Regions from separate parts of the Homo sapiens genome. Here region 1 is linked to region 2. Evidence: read pairs that join two places in POLR2A ChIA-PET (ENCODE). Cell type or tissue: HepG2. All regions are shown on one strand. Region 1 overlaps LOC105369460 (a long non-coding RNA gene). Region 2 overlaps YAP1 (Yes1 associated transcriptional regulator).

Evidence for each region. ChIA-PET counts read pairs that join two places held together with the same protein. Peaks named below come from ENCODE experiments on the same cell type or tissue, not always from the same donor. Only the 100,000 strongest peaks of a DNase experiment are listed, where the experiment ranks them.
Region 1: POLR2A ChIA-PET joins it to region 2 with 5 read pairs; 3 of 35 experiments call an interaction of 5 or more read pairs at or near these places.

The regions. Positions count from the first base shown.
Region 1 is chr11:102,277,902-102,282,901 of GRCh38, reverse strand. It overlaps LOC105369460 (a long non-coding RNA gene), which reads right to left. Exons shown (of 5, transcript XR_007062863.1): 4 at 3,813-3,880; 5 at 1,663-3,069. Among named protein-coding and RNA genes, the nearest start is that of BIRC3, 37 kb to the left of the region's middle. In HepG2, a CTCF peak has its summit at 2,992; DNase peaks (open chromatin) are centred at 2,511 and 3,061; H3K4me3 peaks cover 1,331 bases.
Region 2 is chr11:102,183,971-102,188,970 of GRCh38, reverse strand. YAP1 (Yes1 associated transcriptional regulator) reads right to left here. Exons shown (of 9, transcript NM_001130145.3): 4 at 2,840-2,953. Among named protein-coding and RNA genes, the nearest start is that of YAP1-DT, 76 kb to the right of the region's middle. In HepG2, no CTCF peak of the experiment used is centred here; DNase peaks (open chromatin) are centred at 960 and 1,950.

The DNA.
Region 1 (5,000 bases), 94 kb before region 2:
AACCTCCGCCTCCCAGGTTCAAACGGTTATTCTGCCTCAGCCTCCCAAGTAGCTGGGATTACAGGTGCCCGTCACCAAGCCCAGCTAATTTTTCATATTTTCAGTAGAGACAGGTTTTCACCATGTTGGCCAGGCTGGTCTCGAACTCCTGACCTCAGGTGATCCACCTGCCTCAGCCTCCCAAAGTGCTGGGATTACAGGTGTGAGCCAATGTGCCCGGCCTAATTTTCTTTTTAATTTTGTAGAGATGGGGTCTTGCTATGTTGTCCAGGCTGGTCCTGAACTCCCAGGCTCAAGCAATCCTCTAGCCTCAGCCTCCCACTGCTGGGATTACAGGCGTGAGCCACCATGCCTGGCCATTGGAAACCATATACTAAGGGGTGTGGAACAAGCTTGGGTCCCTGATGACTGTGGAGTTGCTCTATCAATGCTGGACCTCTTTATCACAAAAGAATAATAAGAATAAACATTTTCCTTGTTTATATCACCGATATCTGGGTGAAATCTACTCCAAATTGCAACAGTTACTAAAGGCTGGGATTAGAATCTGAACCCAAACACATATGATGTTAAAGTCTCACATTCATTCCATTACCTTGCCAGCTTCCCTGACCATGGAAGCAGGTCTGCAACAAGCCCTGGCTCAGCCACTAACACACACAACAAACAAGTACCGACTACAATATATAGGAGTCATATGCTCTTCTAGGTTCCAGCATACAACAGTAAACAAAGACAAAAATCCCTGGGATTTAATTAATATTCTAATAAGGAATGATATACAATTTTTTAAAAATATGTAAAATGTAGGCTGTGTTAATGATAAATACTATAAAGCTAAATAATGCAGAAAATGTAGATAGGGAATGCTAGGAAGAAGGGTTTCAGGATTTGTTGATTTGTTTTTATTGTTTTTGTTTTGTTTTGTTTTTGAGATGGAGTCTTGCTCTGTTGTCCAGTCTGGAGTGCAGTGGTGCGATCTCGGCTAACCACAACTTCCACCTCCCAGGTTCAAGCAATTCTCCTGCCTCAGCCTCCTGAGTAGCTGGGACTACAGGCGTGAGCCATCATGCCCAGCTAATTTTTGTGTTTGTATCAGAGATGTAGTTTCACTATGTTGGCCAGGCTAGTCTCGAACTCCTGACCTCATGATCCACCCTCCTTGGCCTCCCAAAGTGCTGGGATTATAGGCGTGAGCCACTGCACACGGCCTTGCTAATTTTCTGTATTTTTAGTGGAGACGGGATTTTGCCATGTTGGCCAGGCTGGTCTTGAACTTCTGACCTCAGGTGATCCACACACCTCGGCCTCCCAAAGTACTGGGATTACAGGTGTGAGCCACCACACCCAGCCCCTGAAATTTGAATTGAAGACAATTTTTAACATGTCATGAAATGTTATCCTTTTGATTTTTTTTTTTTGCAGCCATTTAAAAATGTATCTTAACATTCTAGTCAAAAACAAAAACAAAAACAAAAACAAAACAGGCAGTAGACTGGATTTGACCTGCAGGCTGTACTCTGCTAACCCCTGCTTTAGACAGATGTACATTTATTCAATTTTTTTCTTAACTTGGTACATTTTTTTAAATGCATGCTAATGATGAACTTCTTAAAGTTACAGTGCTGGTATCTTGACCCACCAAAAAAAAGTGGTTGCAAATCATAGATCCAAAATGTATTTGAGGCAGAAGATTGTTCAGAACAAAAATCACTGAAAAGATACATTTTTAGACATAGCTCCTTTACAATTACTTCTTGATAGACAATGGAATTTAACTCTGCACTTACATTCTAATTCTACTTTGACAACGGAACCATTGGAAAAATGTTGGCGTATATTTCTCCAGTTTTGGTTTTATATTTTCTTTATAACTTAAAAAATCTAATTATCATTCTTTTTTGAGAAGGCACTCAATAAATGCTTTTTGAATGAATGATCCAGTCTGTTAAAACTGAAACATTTGCATTCACCCTGGCTTAGGCAAAATTGTAATGAAAGTTATCTTGAACATGCACAGTCTGCGTTTTTCTCTCTATACGGTATGTCTTCTATTAATGTTGTTTTTAAACAACCTTTTCCCTTTCCTTCTCTTGCTGAGATCTCAATACCCTTGCGATCCCTTCCACTTTTTATTAAAACCTGTGCTTAGGGTGAATAAGAGCGTTACTCTTAGAATATTGTAAATAACTTCTAGCAGCAAACTGTTTTACTACACTGTTGGGCTCATTTGCATTTTAATAGAATGAATGAAGCTTTGCATCTGGCATGTTAATACTCAGGGAGCCAACAGGTGGGGAAAACATTTCTTCCAGGAACCTCAGGTAAACTTCTGCTTCAGAAATCATGTCCCATAAGAAGTCACCTCCTTCACCTATGAGGAAAGACAACCACGCTGTCACTGGGCGGAATGGTCACAGCTGGCCTGTGGTGGAATCATGCATTGTAACAGGCAAAGGCTCCAATCAAGCCTGTCCTCTACCCTAGATCTGGGGCTGATAGCATTCTGCAAGAACAGCCACAAAATAAGAACAGGAATCATCTGCACTTTGGAAACACCAACACACTGAGACCTGTTTTGGAAAAAAACAGTGTCTGAAATGGAAAGCTTAGGGGAGACACTTCAAACTCAAAGAACTCCCTGCTGAGATTTTAAAGCCCCACCACATAAAGAAAAAACCTTGACGTGTTTGACTAGCAATTGACAATTTATGTAAAATATCAACTTTCATATCACCAATATTTATATCGCCTAACTTTTATAAGGAACATAAAATATACACATGACTATTCGACCTGCCAAGAAATGATAGCTTGGTATACTGTCATTGGCCTTGGATCATCGCTTGAATTGAGCAACATAATTCAGAGCACAGAGTCTCCGACTCACGGGGAATATAAAATTCTTATCCAAGGACAATGTAACCCGCTTGCAAATATAATAGCGCACGTGCAATTCATCGCGTCTCTCTTTCCCCTTTTGTTCATTTGCTCTCCACTAGAGGATGTGATCTCTGAAACTTTGCTCTTTATGCCGATGGTTTGCAGGGGACTGAGTGAGAATGGGAGCTGAAAGAGAAACAAGACCTTCGAGTTCTCACATTACATTATACTTTCCAACCGTTTGAAGTTAGTGTAACCCTTTGCTAAGTACTTGGCAAACTTTAAACTATACATCTGTGAAGCTGGGTTTTTTTTTCCTTCACATTACCTTTCACCTACTTTAAAATAAACCACTCATTGTTCAAGAGGGAAAAATCAAATTTGTTTTTCCAAAGTAATCTATAATGGAGTAAAACATTGTTAGAAGGTTTGCAATTAACTAATTTACTGTGCAATAAATCTCAGAGGGAATGTAAATTAATGAGGAAATCACTTTTTACCTTCAATATTTAGGCTTCTATTTTCTTTATTAACAAAACATAAGCTTTTTTAAATTGGAAAAGTATATGAAGTTGATTTTTAAAATGTTTACACCATGGAGAAACATAAAATTAAAGTGAAAAAGTAATAGCTCATTTTCTTGTATATCTGGGTTTGTTTGGGTATTAAAATAATGAAAGCAAACACATGGAAATAAGAAATTTGTTTGCAAATGTATTAGATTTAACTTTAGTTTTAACTCTATTTCCCCAGATTTTATCACTTAGAGATGACAAAAACTATTTTAAATCAGTTTAGAAAGTGTAAAGAGGAGGCCTACTGTGTTCCAGGCATGATGTTAGGTATCAGAGGTGATATGAAGATGGAATGACCTGGAATCCTTAACTCTGTAATAGACATTTGTATAAAATAAAATGGAAACTTCATACCTTGGCTGGTAAGGGCTTTAATGATCTTCTTTGCCTGGTTCCCACTGCTTTATCATACACACCTTGTCCTACAGCCATACAAAATTATTTTTAATTCTCCAAATATGCCAAACCTTCCCAAGCCTTTATGCCTTTGCAAATACAGTTGTCTCTTGGTATCCATCGGGGTTTCAGGACCCTCTGCAGATACCAAAATCCAAGGATGCTCAAGTCCCTGATATAAAATGGTGTAATATTTGCATATAACCTACATACATCCTCTTGCATACTTTTGTTTGTTTGTTTTTGAGACAGGGTCTCACTCTGTCACGCAGGCTGGAGTGCAGTGGCATGATCTCAGCTCACTGCAACCTCTGCTCCTGGGTTCAAGTGATTCTCGTGCCTCAGCCTCCCAAGTAGCTGTGACTGCAGGTGTGCATCACCACGACTGCTTGCCTCAGCCTCCCAAAGTGCTGAGATTACAGGCGTGAGCCACCATGCCTGGCCTCTCTTGTATACTTTAAACCATTTCTAGATTACTTATAATACATACTACAATTTAAATACTATGTAAATTGCTGCTATACTATTGTTTAAAAAATAATAAAAAGAAAGGCCAGGCGCAGTGGCTCACGCCAGTAAACCCAGCACTTTCGGAGGCCAAGGCAGGTGAATCACTTGAGGTCAGGAGTTCGAGACCAGCCTGGCCAACATGGTGAAACCCCGTCTCTACTAGAAATACAAAAATTAGCCAGGCATGGTAGCACATACCTATAATCCCACCTACTCGGGAAGCTGAGGCAGGAGAATTGCTTGAACCCAGGAGGCAAACTGCACTCCAGCCTGGGCAACAGACCAAGACTCTGTCAAAAAAAAAAAAAAGAATGAGAAAAAAGTCTGTACATGTTCAGTACAGATATGATTTTTTTTCCAAATATTTTCCATATGCAAGTGGTTGAATCCACAGATGCATAACTCATGGATGTGGAGAGCTGACTACTCATCTCTCTACTTGTAAGGCCTTTCCCTTGGAATACTCCATGAAGCTCTGGTCATCCTTCACAAGTCAACTCAAATCACCACCACCTCTTTAATGACTGCGGGTCCCTTAGGTAAGTAAAAGTCCTTGGATCTGCCGCACTCAAGACACGCCTATCCTTTTTTTTTGTTTTGTTTTTGTTTTTGAGGTGGAGTCTCGCTCTGTCGCCC
Region 2 (5,000 bases):
TCTAAAATTAAAATATTAAAGAAATAGCTTTTAAATGTTAAAGAAAAAAATCATTAAAAAACCCAATCCACAACAAATTACTCTTTTATTCCCTAAAATTACATAAATAACATTAATTTCATGTGAGATGTGAAGGATTGATACTATAAATATAGTCATGTGTCACTTAATAACCAGGATATGCTTTGTGAAATGGATCATTGGCAATTCTGTCACTGTGCAAACATCTTAGAGAGTACTTACACAAACCTAGATGGTATAGCCTACTACATGCCTAGGCTGTAAGGTATAGCCTATCGCCCCAAGCTACAGAACTGTACAGCCTGTTAGTGTGCTGAACACTGTAGGCAACTGTAGCACAACGGGTAGTATTTGTGTATCTAAACATAGAAAAGTTACAGTAAAAACACAGTATTAGAATCATATAGGACCACGACTGTATATGTGGTCTGCCGCTGACTGAAACGTTATTATGCAGCAAATGAAGTGTAATTACTAAATATGTTTAATCTTAAAGCAAATGGCTATATTCTAACTATAATTAATCTGAAAGCATCTGATAAATAAACATATAAAAGGGGTTGTTTGAAGGAGCTAAAATTAAGCTTCTCTAGGGGCTTAGCTCCCATTCTAAGACACTGAAAGACACACATCTACTTGACTTAAGCCAAAAATTGATAAATATTTTAATATAGATTTGAAGAATATCGAAAAGCAAACTCCACAATCATGAAAGCAATATCCTACACCATTTGTTTGTGTTTGTATGGCCCAAAGGGTCAGAAACAAGGGGATAGTTTATATTTCTTTGGCAGAGATAAAACATAATCCACTATGCAGAACTTCTGATTTCAAGGAAAACTTCAAATCCAGCAGCTAACAGCTTGTCTCTATTTGCTGTCACTCTAGATCAGAGAAACCCACACGTTTTTTTCTTTCCTGCCCCCCTTCAGTTACACTTGAGCTCTCTGAGTGAAAAGGTCTGGAACAGATTAAAAGTCGGGCCACAAAATAAAAAGCTCTGGCATATTGTCAAGCCTGTCTGGAATACACACACGGTGGGCCCAAAAAGGGAAACTAAATGCAATAAGAGAATTTTATGAAACTTTTTCTGGGCACATCTAACTGTATGCCTGTGTGTACATAACGTGCTGGAGGGTGGTAGTGTTTTTTTAAAGTACCTCCTCCTCTTAAAACAAAAGACCAAGCTGTGTGTGTAATCAATAGTCTACTTAAGCTTACAGAAAAGTTGTTTTATTTCACTGTTTTAAAGGAAAAAATTTTTTTCTTTAAAAAGCTTTGTTCTTCCTGATCTCTGCAGTTGGTAAAGCGTTCGTCATCATCTTTCATAACCTTATGTCAGGGAAAAAAATTCCGCAACACCATTCTTCAGAATTTCCAAAATGTGGAGAAACTGAATTCATTCATTTCATTAGAGATAATTTAAGGAAACATGGCTGTTATTGTTCCAGTCCAAACAATTGGCCGCATTTATTAAATTCTCTATCTTACTTGGTTTCCTGTTCCAATCACAAGGGCTAATTCAAATAGTAAACAGAATCTGAAGTTGCAAATTATTAACATACCTCATTACTTTTTTTAACACCCAAACAGGTCTTGAAGCTTAAAAGGACAGTATTTAAGCCAAACCGGTTATCTGTCAAAATGACATCACTGCCCTGATCCTGCCATTGACTTAACTTGAACAGGGGGTTCAGTCAGTTTGGGGCAAACTTGAATTTATTTTTTTAAAGGTATATATAAGACACAAAATAACTGCTCATAATATTCCCGATGGAGAAGTTATTTTATCCAACCAGCTCCAGATACAGTTTTTTCTTTTTTCCCCCCGCAGGGTTGTGTTTTCATGGCATTCACAGAGTTAATTCCTCTTTCCCGTGAGGGCCCCGCAGTTGTTGTTAGGTCAAACCCTGTAAAGCTTCAAAGGTTCCGAGTCCCCTCAGTCTGACCTATTCAGTGATCTGCACATTGTTTTCATTTAGCTGCATCTAGTCCAAGATGAAGCTTCAAAACCACAATTATCTGCTCTTTTTTAGATGCATATTCCATGGCCTTGGAAAAATATCTCAGAAACCCAAATGAAAAACTGAAAACAGTTTAAAACACACACACACACACACACACACACACACACATTTTTTAAAAAGCACTGAAGAACTGGTTACACCCTTATCAAAATGTACACATTTGGAAGGGGAGGGGTTCCTTTGTGCAAATGTGATTTATTCATGAGATCTGGAGGGGAATATGGCTTTCTTTGTTTTCTGAATGAAGAAAAAAAAACATTTATTTTTCGAGAGAGACAGAAGAGGGGGCAAAATGCTTTCACTGGGCCATTTCTGGGGTGACATGTTCCTCCTTAGGATGGGAAACACTACAACACCCAGGCATAAGATGGTACTCATCACTCTCAGAACCTAAGCACAAGCAGACATCAGGTCACTGACAAAAGCTGGTACTCCTGGTCTGAGGTGTTGCATGACAGCCTGATTATTATTGCAGCTAAAAAAAAAAAACATTTTAAAAACAATCACTGTGTTTCTCCCAAAATGTGAAAGGAACAAGTGATTCTGGTTAGTCGGCCATTATGACATTCCCCCACCCCAACCTGAGGAGCCCTAAAAATCTGATTCAGATCTAAATTTCTCAAGTTTACAATGAGAAGGATAAAAACACTACTGGTAAACATTGGGTGGGCAGGGTCATTTTTTAATACTATAAAGCAATGCGATTTTATTTAAATGTGCTTTCCGAAGTATATTTACAAAAAAAATTAGCAACCAAAAGCATCTAAAAAGGTTTTGAGATGAACCTTTACCAAAACGAGGGTCAAGCCTTGGGTCTAGCCAAGAGGTGGTCTTGTTCTTATGGTTTATATAGTAAATTTCTCCATCCTGAGTCATGGCTTGTTCCCATCCATCAGGAAGAGGACCTATAATACAGAAAAAAAAAAAAAAATCATGGTTTTTATTTGGTGCACCTAAAAAAAAGTGGGAGGGGGTACTAATTTAAAAAGAAAACACATCTTAACATAAAACAATTCATTGAAACATATTTAAGGCTGTGTTCAGAGAAGAAAGGTAAACCTATATACCTGCTTCTTCTCCACTAAAAAGAAACCACCAAATAATAAAATGAATATTCCTCAACACAGAGATGAAGAAAAAAAATTTTTTTCCAAAAAATCCTTTTGGAAGTCATGGCCCAAATAATTACTATTACTGTTAACATAAGACACGGAAGAGCTTGCAGCTCAGAAACTACCACCCAATCCAATCAGTTTTGTGACAATACCTTCCTAGGAACACCAAGGTTCATTAATAAGAAATACATGCAAGTATTTTTAGAACGTTGAAAATATCATAAACATTCTATTTAATATAAAGCACATTTTAGCTAAGACAGCCAAGCTCTATTTATTTCCATGTTTTATGTGAGTGGCTCACACCAAGAAAACTGTAAGACAGAAAGCTACAGTCCAAACAAAGCTTATTTTTCAGCAGACCAGAAATTGCTAATGGGTTGGGGTTGCAATTTGAAGTTTAAGCTTGTTGGAGGCTTGGGAGGAGGCAAGATAAGTGCTAAAGTTGTTGGAAGGCAAACTTTAAGGAACATCATTTGAGAGATAGGACTAAAGAATACAGTTAACTCTAAAAGGATTTTCCTATCTTTATAGGAATAGAGAAGTCAAGACAATTGCTCTTGGGAGGTAACAGCAATGAAAAGAGAGGCCCAGAATAAATAACTAAAGTATTCAAACATAATTCTTCCTGATTTCCTTGTCCCTCCCAACTCCCCCAGTTCCCATTTCCAACAGGAATCAAAAGAGGCAGGGCAGGAGATACAAACTGGGATGGTCAGTACATGGCTAAAATCTTTTCTTCTGTGGACTAACATGAATTGAACACTTATCTTGTGCTAGTCATTGTTCTTATATATTATGTACATTAATTCATTTAATTCTTACAGTAAACAAATGACATAAGCAGTAGTACTACTTATTCTAATGAGGAAACTGAGGCACAAAGTGCCAGGTTGATCAGTCTGGTACAAGATCCCAAAGCTAGTTAGTACCAGGAATGGTACTCAAAGCCAGGCAGCGTGATTCCTAACCCACTGACTGCTCTTCACAACTATACTTCTTTTCACTCATCTCCCACAGATGACCAGAGCCTAAGTATCCCTCCTATGCACAAATAGAACAATTCCCTTCTTCCTGTATTGGCAGTCCACACCAGTCTCATGGGTGATGCTGAATAAGTAACTTTGGTTAAACTGACCACTCACACAAGGCCCATGGGACCCAAAGTCCTATTTTTAGGCCAGTTTCATTCGTATTAGGAACAGATCAATTTGCAGCTGCATTTTCAAAGGTCTACTTTGATGGGGTAAAATCCTGTTAGGAAATGCAGACGTGTGGAATTAGTTTTCTCCATGCCTAGAATCCTTAGGAAGGCTCCCCTTCAGTCCTGGATGTGTAGTACACACTACTAACCAAGTCCAGAGGTAGAATTTGTTGTACACATCCCAAGTTTACCAGAGGCTGAATGAGAAGCAAACCTGTTTATCACATGTATATCAAACCTTTTCTCACCAGCTTTCACTGTCATTTTGGGCTCTATTTCCTCCCCAGAAAGACAGAACTCCAAAACTGAATATTAATGGTTTGCTACTATCTTTAACTGTAAAATGGCTGAATTATAAAAAGCTTTTGCAAAACAACTAACTGTATTTAAAATTTTTAGGCACTGAAAATACCATGTGACTATACATGGTGATGAACAAGTCAATAGCAATCACTGAATGCCTTTGGGAGCCTCAACTCAACAACCCCAAGATCTCATTGTAGCTTTCTTTTTTTTTTTTTTTTTTTGAGACGGAGTCTCGCTCTGTCGCCCAGGCTGGAGTGCAGTGGCGGGATCTCGGCTCACTGCAAGCTCCGCCTCCCGGGTTCACGCCATTCTCCTGCCTCCGCCTCC